Regions from separate parts of the Homo sapiens genome. Here region 2 is linked to region 1. Evidence: read pairs that join two places in POLR2A ChIA-PET (ENCODE). Cell type or tissue: OCI-LY7. All regions are shown on one strand. Links, peaks and the distances in the headings refer to the core of each region. The heading gives the core; the rest is flanking DNA.

Region 1 (5,183 bases), core at 457-4,456:
GTCTTCAGTTACAAATGAGAATTACCCTGCTCAAACAAGAGATCTGTCTTCAGTAAGTCAGTCTCAAAGTTACTCATCTGGTCACTCTCAGGGTTTATCACCAGTTAGCCAGACACAGGTTAGCTATTCATCTCAATCACAAGTTTTGTCAGTTGTTAGTCTTTCAGAAAGCTATGCTTCAGGGGAGTCCCTAACATTAACAGCCCCTTCTCTTTCTTATTCTTCTGCCTCTCGGGCTCAGAATTTGCCAGACTCTAGCCCGACCCAGAATTATATTTCTATGCATTCTTCCCAAAATGTTCAGACTCAAGAGTCATCATCTCCCCAGTCCCAGAAGTTTTTGCCTGCTGTCCAGTCATCATCTTTTGCATCCTCTACTCATTGTCAGACATTACAAAATAACATAACTTCCCCTGACCCAAAGTCTTATGCTGAAAGAAAGCTTGACTCAGATGTGTATCCATCTTCAAAGCAAGAAGATGGTTTTCCAATGCAAGAGTTACAGGTGTTGCAGCCACAAGCATCTCTTGAGTCATCAACCCAAAGGCTATCTGATGGAGAAATTAATGCTCAAGAATCAACTTATAAGGTGTCAAAGGCAGATGACAGATATTCTCAGAGTGTAATCAGAAGTAATTCCCGTCTTGAAGATCAAGTTATTGGGGTTGCTCTGCAAGCATCAAAAAAAGAAGAAAGTGTTGTTGGTTCAGTGACACAACTTAACCAACAAATTGGCCAAGTCAATAATGCAGCTACCCTTGATCTTAAGAACTCAACTAATTTAATACAGACTCCACAAATAAGGTTGAATACTAAAGACTTAAAGCAGCAACATCCTCTCATACTTAAGGTGCATGAGTCCAAGGTCCAGGAACAGCACGATCAAATAATTAATGCTTCATCTCAGATTCAAATTCCAAATCATGCTTTAGGGCATGGCCATCAGGCATCTCTTCCTAATACACAGGTCCTTTTAGATTCTGCCTGTGATTTACAAATTCTTCAGCAGTCAATACTGCAGGCAGGTTTAGGTCAAGTAAAGGCATCTTTACAAGCACAGCGTGTTCAAAGCCCTCAACAAATAGTACATCCCTTCCTTCAGATGGAAGGTCATGTTATTCAAAGCAATGGTGATCATTCTCAGCAGCAACTCCATCCTCAAAATTCTGAAGTTATGAAAATGGACCTCTCTGAGTCTTCAAAACCATTACAACAACATCTAACAACAAAGGGCCATTTTAGTGAAACAAATCAACATGATTCAAAGAATCAGTTTGTTTCTCTTGGATCGATGTGTTTCCCAGAGGCAGTGCTTCTTAGTGATGAAAGAAATATTTTATCAAATGTAGATGATATCTTAGCAGCTACAGCAGCAGCTTGTGGAGTTACACCTACTGATTTTTCCAAGTCAACTTCAAATGAAACCATGCAGGCTGTTGAAGATGGTGATTCTAAATCTCATTTTCAGCAGTCATTAGATGTCAGGCATGTGACTTCAGATTTTAACTCTATGACAGCTACAGTAGGAAAGCCACAGAATATAAATGATACTTCCTTAAATGGAAATCAGGTTACTGTGAACCTTTCACCAGTACCTGCCCTTCAGTCAAAAATGACTCTTGATCAACAGCACATTGAAACACCTGGTCAAAATATACCAACTAAAGTAACTTCAGCAGTGGTTGGACCAAGTCATGAAGTCCAGGAGCAAAGTTCTGGCCCATTCAAGAAACAGTCTGCTACCAATCTTGAATCTGAAGAAGACAGTGAAGCTCCTGTTGATAGTACATTAAATAATAACAGAAACCAAGAGTTTGTTTCTAGTAGTAGAAGTATAAGTGGAGAGAATGCTACATCAGAGAGTGAATTTACCTTAGGGGGTGACGACAGTGGTGTGTCAATGAACCCAGCTAGGAGTGCACTTGCACTGTTGGCCATGGCCCAATCTGGGGATGCAGTCAGTGTCAAGATTGAAGAAGAAAACCAAGATTTAATGCATTTTAACCTTCAAAAGAAAAGAGCTAAAGGAAAAGGGCAAGTTAAAGAGGAAGACAACAGTAATCAGAAACAGCTGAAAAGACCTGCCCAAGGCAAACGCCAGAATCCAAGGGGAACAGATATTTACTTACCGTATACTCCTCCTTCCTCAGAAAGCTGCCATGATGGTTATCAGCATCAAGAAAAAATGAGACAGAAGATCAAAGAGGTGGAGGAAAAACAACCAGAAGTCAAAACAGGATTTATTGCTTCTTTCTTAGATTTTCTGAAATCCGGGCCCAAGCAGCAGTTTTCCACTCTTGCTGTACGAATGCCTAACAGGACTAGACGGCCAGGGACCCAGATGGTTCGTACATTTTGTCCCCCACCACTTCCCAAGCCTTCATCTACAACACCCACACCTTTAGTGTCTGAAACTGGCGGTAACAGTCCATCAGATAAAGTTGATAATGAACTTAAAAACTTGGAACATTTATCTTCATTTTCTTCTGATGAAGATGATCCTGGATATAGTCAAGATGCTTATAAAAGCGTCTCTACTCCCTTAACTACTTTGGATGCTACTTCTGATAAAAAGAAGAAAACAGGTAAAGTTTTACAATTTAGATTCATAATTATTACTTTCTTCTATTTTTCCAGCTATAGCCCACATTTTAAGCTTTTTTCACTTAAAGCAGGTCTGCAAGTACATTTTCAGGACAAAATGTATAGGTAGGTATCTTAAGGACTTATTTTTTAAATTTTTCTTGCCTATAGGAAAGGTCTATGTTTTAGGTTAAGTAGTTCTGCTTTTTCTTGGCTTTTTGCCAAAGGCAGCATAATCTGTACAGTATGCCATCTAATCTGAGACATCTTGAGGTAATTGAGGCACTGTATTGTGGGCATTGCTGTAGTATAAACCTGGTACATTTTCTTAGTTTGCCAATTTTATCTGAAGATTAACATTTTATTATTAAATATGGTTATGTTTAAATATGTTGCAATAGTCCAGGTGACAAATGATAGCTTTTTTCAGATGAGGCAACAGGGATGTTATAGAGTTAAAATCTGAACCATTAAATGTGGTTATGTGCAGCATGCACACTAATATAATTAAGATAAAACTTAAAAATTTTATGCTGGCTTCAGATTATATACCCAAATCTTTGGGTATGTGTTTCACTTTACTCTGTGGCTAAGGGAGCTTTAGAGGAAATTTTTTTTTTTATACTTTAAGTTTTAGGGTACATGTGCACAACGTGCAGGTTAGTTACATATGTATACATGTGCCATGTTGGTGGGCTGCACCCATAACTCGTTATTTAACATTAGGTATATCTCCTAATGCTGTCCCTCCCCCCTCCCTCCAGCCCACAACAGGCCCTGGTGTGTGATGTTCCCCTTCCTGTGCCCATGTGTTCTCATTGTTCAATTCCCACCTGAGTGAGAACACGTGGTGTTTGGTTTTTTGTCCTTGCAATAGTTTGCTGAGAATCATGGTTTCCAGCTTCATCCATGTCCCTACAAAGGACATGAACTCATCCTTTTTTATGGCTGCATAGTATTCCATGGTGTATATGTGCCACATTTTCTTAATCCAGTCTATCATTGTTGGACATTTGGCATATTTTAAGAAGCAATGACTTATGTAAACAATTGGCAGTAAGTATGGTATTTTCTATTGTAAGAAACATGCCAAGGAAAAATTTATTTGTAACAATAATATAACTACCACCTCTGTGCCAGGAACTAGTAGCAATGTTGTGAGATACACATTGTTATCTCCAATATACAGATGATATAACTGAGAATAAATGAATTATGTGGGCCCATACCTCTAGTAAGTGACAGAGCTGGAATCTGAACCCAGGTTTTTCTGGTTCTAGAGCCTACATTCTTTCTCAGCTCTTTAGGATAAATAGGGTGGTGCTTTAAGACTTAAACCTTGTTTTGTAACATACTTCCCAGCTTCTCTCTGGACTTGACTACCTTTAACTACTAAAGTGTTACGAGACAGCTGGTATCCAAATAACCTGTTAGCATAAATATCTGATAATACATTTCTAAAGAATTCTCATTTCATTACACAGGGAAATTAACATGATAGAAAGTCAGTCTCAGATTCAAAGACATTACTACCATGGATGTGTCTAATCCTAATATGGTTTTATAACGTCTCACCCAGTTCAGAGTGCTTTGCAATCGCTATTATATTCCCTCTTACATTCCCAGAATGAACCTTTTGAAATCTCTGTTCTAAAACATGAGTCTAAAACTAGTTTCTTCCAGAGATATGTTATCTCATTTTTAGTTAAAATCATCATCATAAACCCGATCCTTACTATTAGGTCTTTGAAGTTGTCTTATCACCATCCCTGTTGCCTCATCTGAAAAAAGCTATCATTTGTCACTTGGACTATTGCAACTGATTACTCATTACAGACTTTTCTTTTTTTTCTTTTTTTATTATTTTAAGAGACAGAGTCTTGCTCTGTCACCCAGGCTGGAGTACAGTGGTGTGATCTTGGCACATTGAAACCTCAAACTCCTGGGCCCAGGCAATCTTCCTTCCTCAGCCTCCTGAGCAACTGGGACTATAGGCACATGCCACCATGCCTGGCTAATTTTTTTTTAATCTGTTGTAGAGATGGGATCTTGCTGTATTGCCCAGGCTGGTCTTGAACTCCTGGCCTCGAGCAGTCCTCCCACCTTGGCCTCCCAAAGTGCTGGGATTATAGGCATGAGCCACTGCGCCTGGCCTAGAATTTTTTCTCGCCAGTCTCTATGCCAGTCCATCCTCCACATTGTCAACAGATTCAACTTTATAAAAAAGGAAAGCTGATTGTTACTTCTATTTCAAAACACCTCTGTGCTTCATGGGAAAAATAAAGATTATATGTAAAAATTCCTTTTTCCATGTTTTACTCTCTTTCCACTGTCCCTCTGCTGTGACAATTGAATTTTTCATTGTTTCTTGGATGTCTCTCCCCCTTCTACAGTTGTGAACCTTTGAACACATTTTTCTCTTTGTAGACTACTCTCTTCTCCAGTTTTTAGTCTAGAAGATACTTATTGATCTTTAAAGACTATTTTCAAAGTCATGTTGTAGACATTATTCCAGACAGAATTAGTGCTCCTATCCTTTGAATTCCCACAGCTCTTAAATTTCAATGAAAGCATTTACTTTTGTGTTTTAATGTGTTCAT
Region 2 (5,183 bases), core at 516-4,515, 360 kb after region 1:
ATGCCTTCTTAGATCCAGAAGTATCAAAGTTTCTGTAACAAAATTAAGCTACATAGGAAGACCCGTAAAATAACGGCTAATATTTTACATAGGGTACTTTATGATGAAACACCGTGTATGTATAATGCATCATTTTTTCAAAGTGCCTTTCGTTATATTTTCTAGTTTGTTTCTCACTTCTCTATGGGGTAGTTAAGACTGGGTGGCATTATTCTTTGATAAGGAGAAAACTGGGACTTATGTAAGTCAGACAGGTTCAAATTCACACTGTAAGTTTAACTTTACAAATTTTGTTAGGCCTTTTTGGGTGCTGGTACAGTGCTAGGTGCTAAGAATACAAAGGTGATTTATGTATGTTCATTAATTTATTTGATTAATGATTTCATCATTTAATGGAGGGGAAAAATAGTTTGCTTCAAGAAATGCCAGGGTGGAGAGGTGTGTGCAGGGTGATATAGGAACCCAAAGGAGGGCTCCGAGCCTGATCTGAGGGGCAGGGAAGGCTTCTAGGGGAGCGATGACCCCAGAATGACCCTTGAGAGCACAGCAGAGAAGGAGCCAGGGTTGACTGGTCTTGAGCATTTTCTCTCACTAAGCCACTCTTAACCTAAAAAAGCTCAGCATTGGGATGAAATTGCTGGTGATTTCTTTTGTATATCATAAAGTAGTTGTTTGGGAACCTTTATTAGACAAATACAAGATTGTCAATTGAGTTTAGTTTTAATAGAAGATTAGGAAATTCTAAAATGAAATGGTTTTCTTTTTTTTAAGATGGAGTCTCGCTCTGTTGCCCAGGCTGGAGTGCAGTGGCACAATCTCTGCTTACTGCAAGCTCCGCGTCCCGGGTTCACGCCATTCTCCTGCCTCAGCTTCCCGAGTAACTGGGACTACAGGCGCCCGCCACCACGCCTGGCTAATTTGTTTTGTATTTTTGGTAGAGACGGGATTTCACCGTGTTAGCCAGGATGGTCTCGATCTCCTGACCTTGTGATCCACCCGCCTCAGCTTCCCAAAGTGCTGGGATTACAGGCGTGAGCCACCGCTCCCGGCCAAATGAAATGGTTTTCAGCGCCATACCTGTGGCTGCAAATGTGTAGTACTTTACTACATAAAGGACTTTACATAGACACAGATAGTCGACTACATATATCGGGCCTTCTATTAAAAATTCTAGCAGAGCTCTTAAGTTTTTTTGTTTTGTTTTTGTTTTTAAAAACAGCTTTATTGAGATATAATCTACATACCTTGAAATTCATTCATTTAAGTATACAATTTAATGGCTTTTAGTATATTTATAGTTGTGCCATCATCAGCACAATCAATTAAAATTTTAAGTTTAAAATTTTTTTGGCCAAATTATTTCTCACCTGACACAATTTTTGAATATTTACATTACCCTCAAAAGAAGCCCGTGTGCCTTTTAGCCATTGTTCCCCAGTCTGCCCATCACCCCCAGCCCTAAGCAACCACTAATCTACTTGCTGCCTGTGTAGATCATCTATTCTGGACATGTCATATACATGTAACCATACAATATATGGTCCTTTTCGACTGAGTTTTTTTTTCACTTAACATAATATTTTCAAGGTTCATCCATGTTGTAGGATGTATCAATACTTACTACTTTTTATTACCAAATAATAAACCATTGTGTAGATATATACCACATTTTACGTATACATTCATCAGTAGAATGTATTAAAATTGTGTCAATGAAAAGATATGTGAATAGAAACTGTAATATGGTCCAAGATTAAATATCAAAATACTTTAGTGCCTCTAAAATGTAAAGTGTGGTGCTTGGTGCTGCTTGTACAGGAGGAGAACAAAATGAGTCTCTGCTTTTATGGTGTTTGCAATCTAATGGGTAGACAAAGAACAAAAAAAAGTAGTTGGAGAGGCTGAGTGCCGTGGCTCACACCTGTAATCCCAGCACTTTGGGAGGCCGAGGCAGGTGGATCGCCTGAGGTCAGGAGTTCGAGTCCAGCCTGGCGAGCATGGTCAAACCCCGTCTCTACTAAAAATGCAAAAATTGGCCGGGCATGGTGGCAGGCACGTGTCAGGAAGCTGAGGCAGGAGAATCGTTTGAACCCGGGAGGCGGAGGTTGCACCAAGCCAAGATCGCGCCATTGCACTCCAGCCTGGGCAACAGAGCGAGACTCCATCTGAAAAAGAAAAAAAAAAAAACGTAGTTGGAGCAAGGAGAGAGAACAAGAGAAGTTTAAACTTTTTTAGTTCCTTTTTTTTCTTTAACTTTTACATTGAAATTATCTTCAACATACAAAATAAGTAAATTTAGGCATACGAAAAAAGTTGTAAAAAATAGTACAAAGGATTCCTGTTATCCTTCATGCAGATTCCCCAGTGTTTCACGTTAGTGTTTGACCACCCTAGTTTTATCAATCATTCTCTCTTTACACACCCACACACCCACCCTCACCTACCCACCCACCTACCTTTTCCTACAGGGTGTGATACGAAGTTGCTTTACCTCTAAATGCTTCAGTGTACATTTCCTAAACATAAGGACATTCTCTTGCATAACTTCAGTACAATTATCAAAATCGTCATCAGTTAACATCAGTTCAATATTATTGATTTGATGAACTGTTTAAACTATTTTTTTTTCTTTTCTTAAAGACAAGGTCTTGCTTTGTGGCCCAGGCTGGAGTGCAATGGTGCAGTCATAGCTCACTGCAGTGTCAGACTCCTGGGCACAAGCAATCCTTCTGCCTCACACCTCCTGAGTAGCTGGGACTGCAGTCATCAGCCACCCAGCTCATGAATGCAATTTGGTTTTGAGGAAATTAAAATCAACTCAATACTGTTAGCTAATTTACTGACTTTATTTAGATTTTGCCAACTGTCCCACTAATGGACCTTTTTTTCTCGTGCAGAATTCAGTCCTTCATCACATGTTTACATTATTTGCCCTGTCTCATTAGTGTCCTCTAATCTGGTGATATATCATAATGATGTCATTCTCATGTCTCAAAATGGAGTCACTCATGTCAAGTAGCATTGAGCTCACAGCAAAGTCGCCCCTTCCCCCCCAGCGATAAACATATGTAATGGACTGCTGTGACAACATCTGCCCTCACCGGGTACCACCTGAGACTTGAAACGAACCCGTAGAAAGTGAAAGGTGGCTGAGATAATGAGAATAGACCCATTTGGGAGGATCATAAAATGTGCCAGGACGAGACGCTTTTAGAGGCTGTGCCCAGGAGACCTCTGAAGCTTCCTCCCGATTTGGCATCTGCTGCCACCTGGAGAGAAGCAGCCACCACCGCCCCCCCCCCACAACTCCACCCCATCCCCGCCCATGGCATCCGAAGGACTTCGGGACTGTTCGGCTCATCTGTTTGCCTGTTGGTCTCCCTAGCCAGGGTTGTGCTTTGTTCCCCACAACCCCCTTTTCTTCTGCCTCTGTGTTGAATATTGGTTGTGTGATTGGTTGGCTGTGGAGGCCTCGCAATAAAACGTGAATTCAAGCTTATGTTGCGTCGTTATGAAACCTTCGGGCGTAGGCTCCGCCTGTGGTCGGAGTCAGCGCACCTGCGCAGAACCTCGTTCACATAGTACCCAGGTTAAGGCCCGACAGCTGCAGCAGCTCCTTACATCTTTCTTTGCCTTCATGCCTCTGACACTTTTGAAGCGTACTGGCCAGTTATTTTGTAGACTGTTCCTCAGTTTGCTTATGGCTGATGTTTTCTCACGATTAGATTCAGGTTTTGCACTTTTGGCAGGAACTTCACAGAACTGATGTTGTGTCCACACATATTGAGAGGCGCATGATGTCAATTTGTCCCATTATTGGTAAGGCGAACTTTGATCACTTGGTTGAGGTGGTGTAACTGCCAGGTTTTTATCACTATAAAGTTACCATTTTTTTCTTTGTAATTAATAAGTACAATATCTTGTGGAGAGATACTTTGAGACTATTCACACGTACTATTTCTTATCTTGTATTCACTGACCAATTTTAGCATTGTTGATGAGTTTGGCCTTAACTGAGGTTTGCCAAATGGTTTTCTAATTCTGTAGTTCCTCTATTAGGAATTCTTCCACAAGAAGAGCTTTTTTTCCCCCTCCCTTCCTTTCTTTCAGTATGGACTCATAGATTTTTGTTTAATTCAATGGGTTGTAAATATCACTCATCATTCTTTGTTTTGTTCAGTAAATTATCCCAGATGGTTCAGAGAGAGCATCTTTCTTTAGGCTTTTTCCAGTGTCCCTGTGGTATGGCCGCATCCTTTCTTCAGGGTTTACTTTCTGGCACCACAGATGTTCTGACTTACCTTGTGCTTTTTCTGTCCAGCCCTTGGATTGGACCTCTAAGGAGCACTTGTTCCTTTTATTGGAGAATGGCTTTTGGAAAACAGGACCTGGACACAGGTCAGGTATGCTCAGTGGTTCTAGGATATTACTTCTTTTAGGTCTTTTGAGTGGCAAAGTTAGAAAATATAGAAGCATACCTTGTTTTCTTGTTTTGCTTTATTGCATTTCACATATACATGCTTTTTACAAATTGAAGGTTTGTGGCAACCTTGTGTCAGGTCTGTTGGTGCCATTTTCTCAACAGCATGCGCTCATTTTATGTCACTTTTTGGTAATTAATGATATTTCAAACTTTATTATTATTTGTTACAATGATCTTTGAACAGTAGTCTTTGATGTTACTATTATAATCGTTTTGGGGCACCACAGACTGTGCCTATATAAGATGGTGAACGTAATAAATGTGTGAGCTCCGACTGCTCTAACAACCAGCTGATCCTTGGTCTCTCCTTCTCCTCTGGCCTCCCTATTACCTGAGACACAACAATATTGAAAGTAGGCCAGTTAGTAACCCTGCAGTGGCCTCTCAGTGTTCTAAGAGAAAGGAAGATCTCATGTCTCTTGCTTTAAATCAAAAGCTAGAAATGATTAAGTTTAGCGAGGAAGGCGTGTGGAAAGCCAAGGCAGGCTGAAAGCTAGGCCTATTGTGGCAAACAGTCAAGTGGCGAATACAAAGGAAAAGTTCTGAAGGAAATTAAAAGTGCTACTCCAGTGAGTAGTAAATGGTAAAAAAGCAAAACAGTGTTATTGCTGATATGGAAAAGATTTTTTTTTTTTTTTTTTGAGATGGAGTCTCTCACCCTGTTGCCTAGGCTGGAGTGCAGTGGCACAATCTTGGCTCA

The links. Peaks named below come from ENCODE experiments on the same cell type or tissue, not always from the same donor. Only the 100,000 strongest peaks of a DNase experiment are listed, where the experiment ranks them.
Region 2: POLR2A ChIA-PET joins it to region 1 with 6 read pairs; 2 of 35 experiments call an interaction of 5 or more read pairs at or near these places.

What each region holds. Positions count from the first base shown.
Region 1 is chr11:32,932,851-32,938,033 of GRCh38, forward strand. QSER1 (glutamine and serine rich 1) reads left to right here. Exons shown (of 13, transcript NM_001076786.3): 4 at 1-2,585. Among named protein-coding and RNA genes, the nearest start is that of QSER1, 43 kb to the left of the region's middle. In OCI-LY7, for the core only: no CTCF peak of the experiment used is centred there; a DNase peak (open chromatin) is centred at 2,811.
Region 2 is chr11:33,291,986-33,297,168 of GRCh38, forward strand. All of the region lies in intron 2 of HIPK3 (homeodomain interacting protein kinase 3), which reads left to right. Among named protein-coding and RNA genes, the nearest start is that of HIPK3, 37 kb to the left of the region's middle. In OCI-LY7, for the core only: no CTCF peak of the experiment used is centred there; no DNase peak of the experiment used is centred there.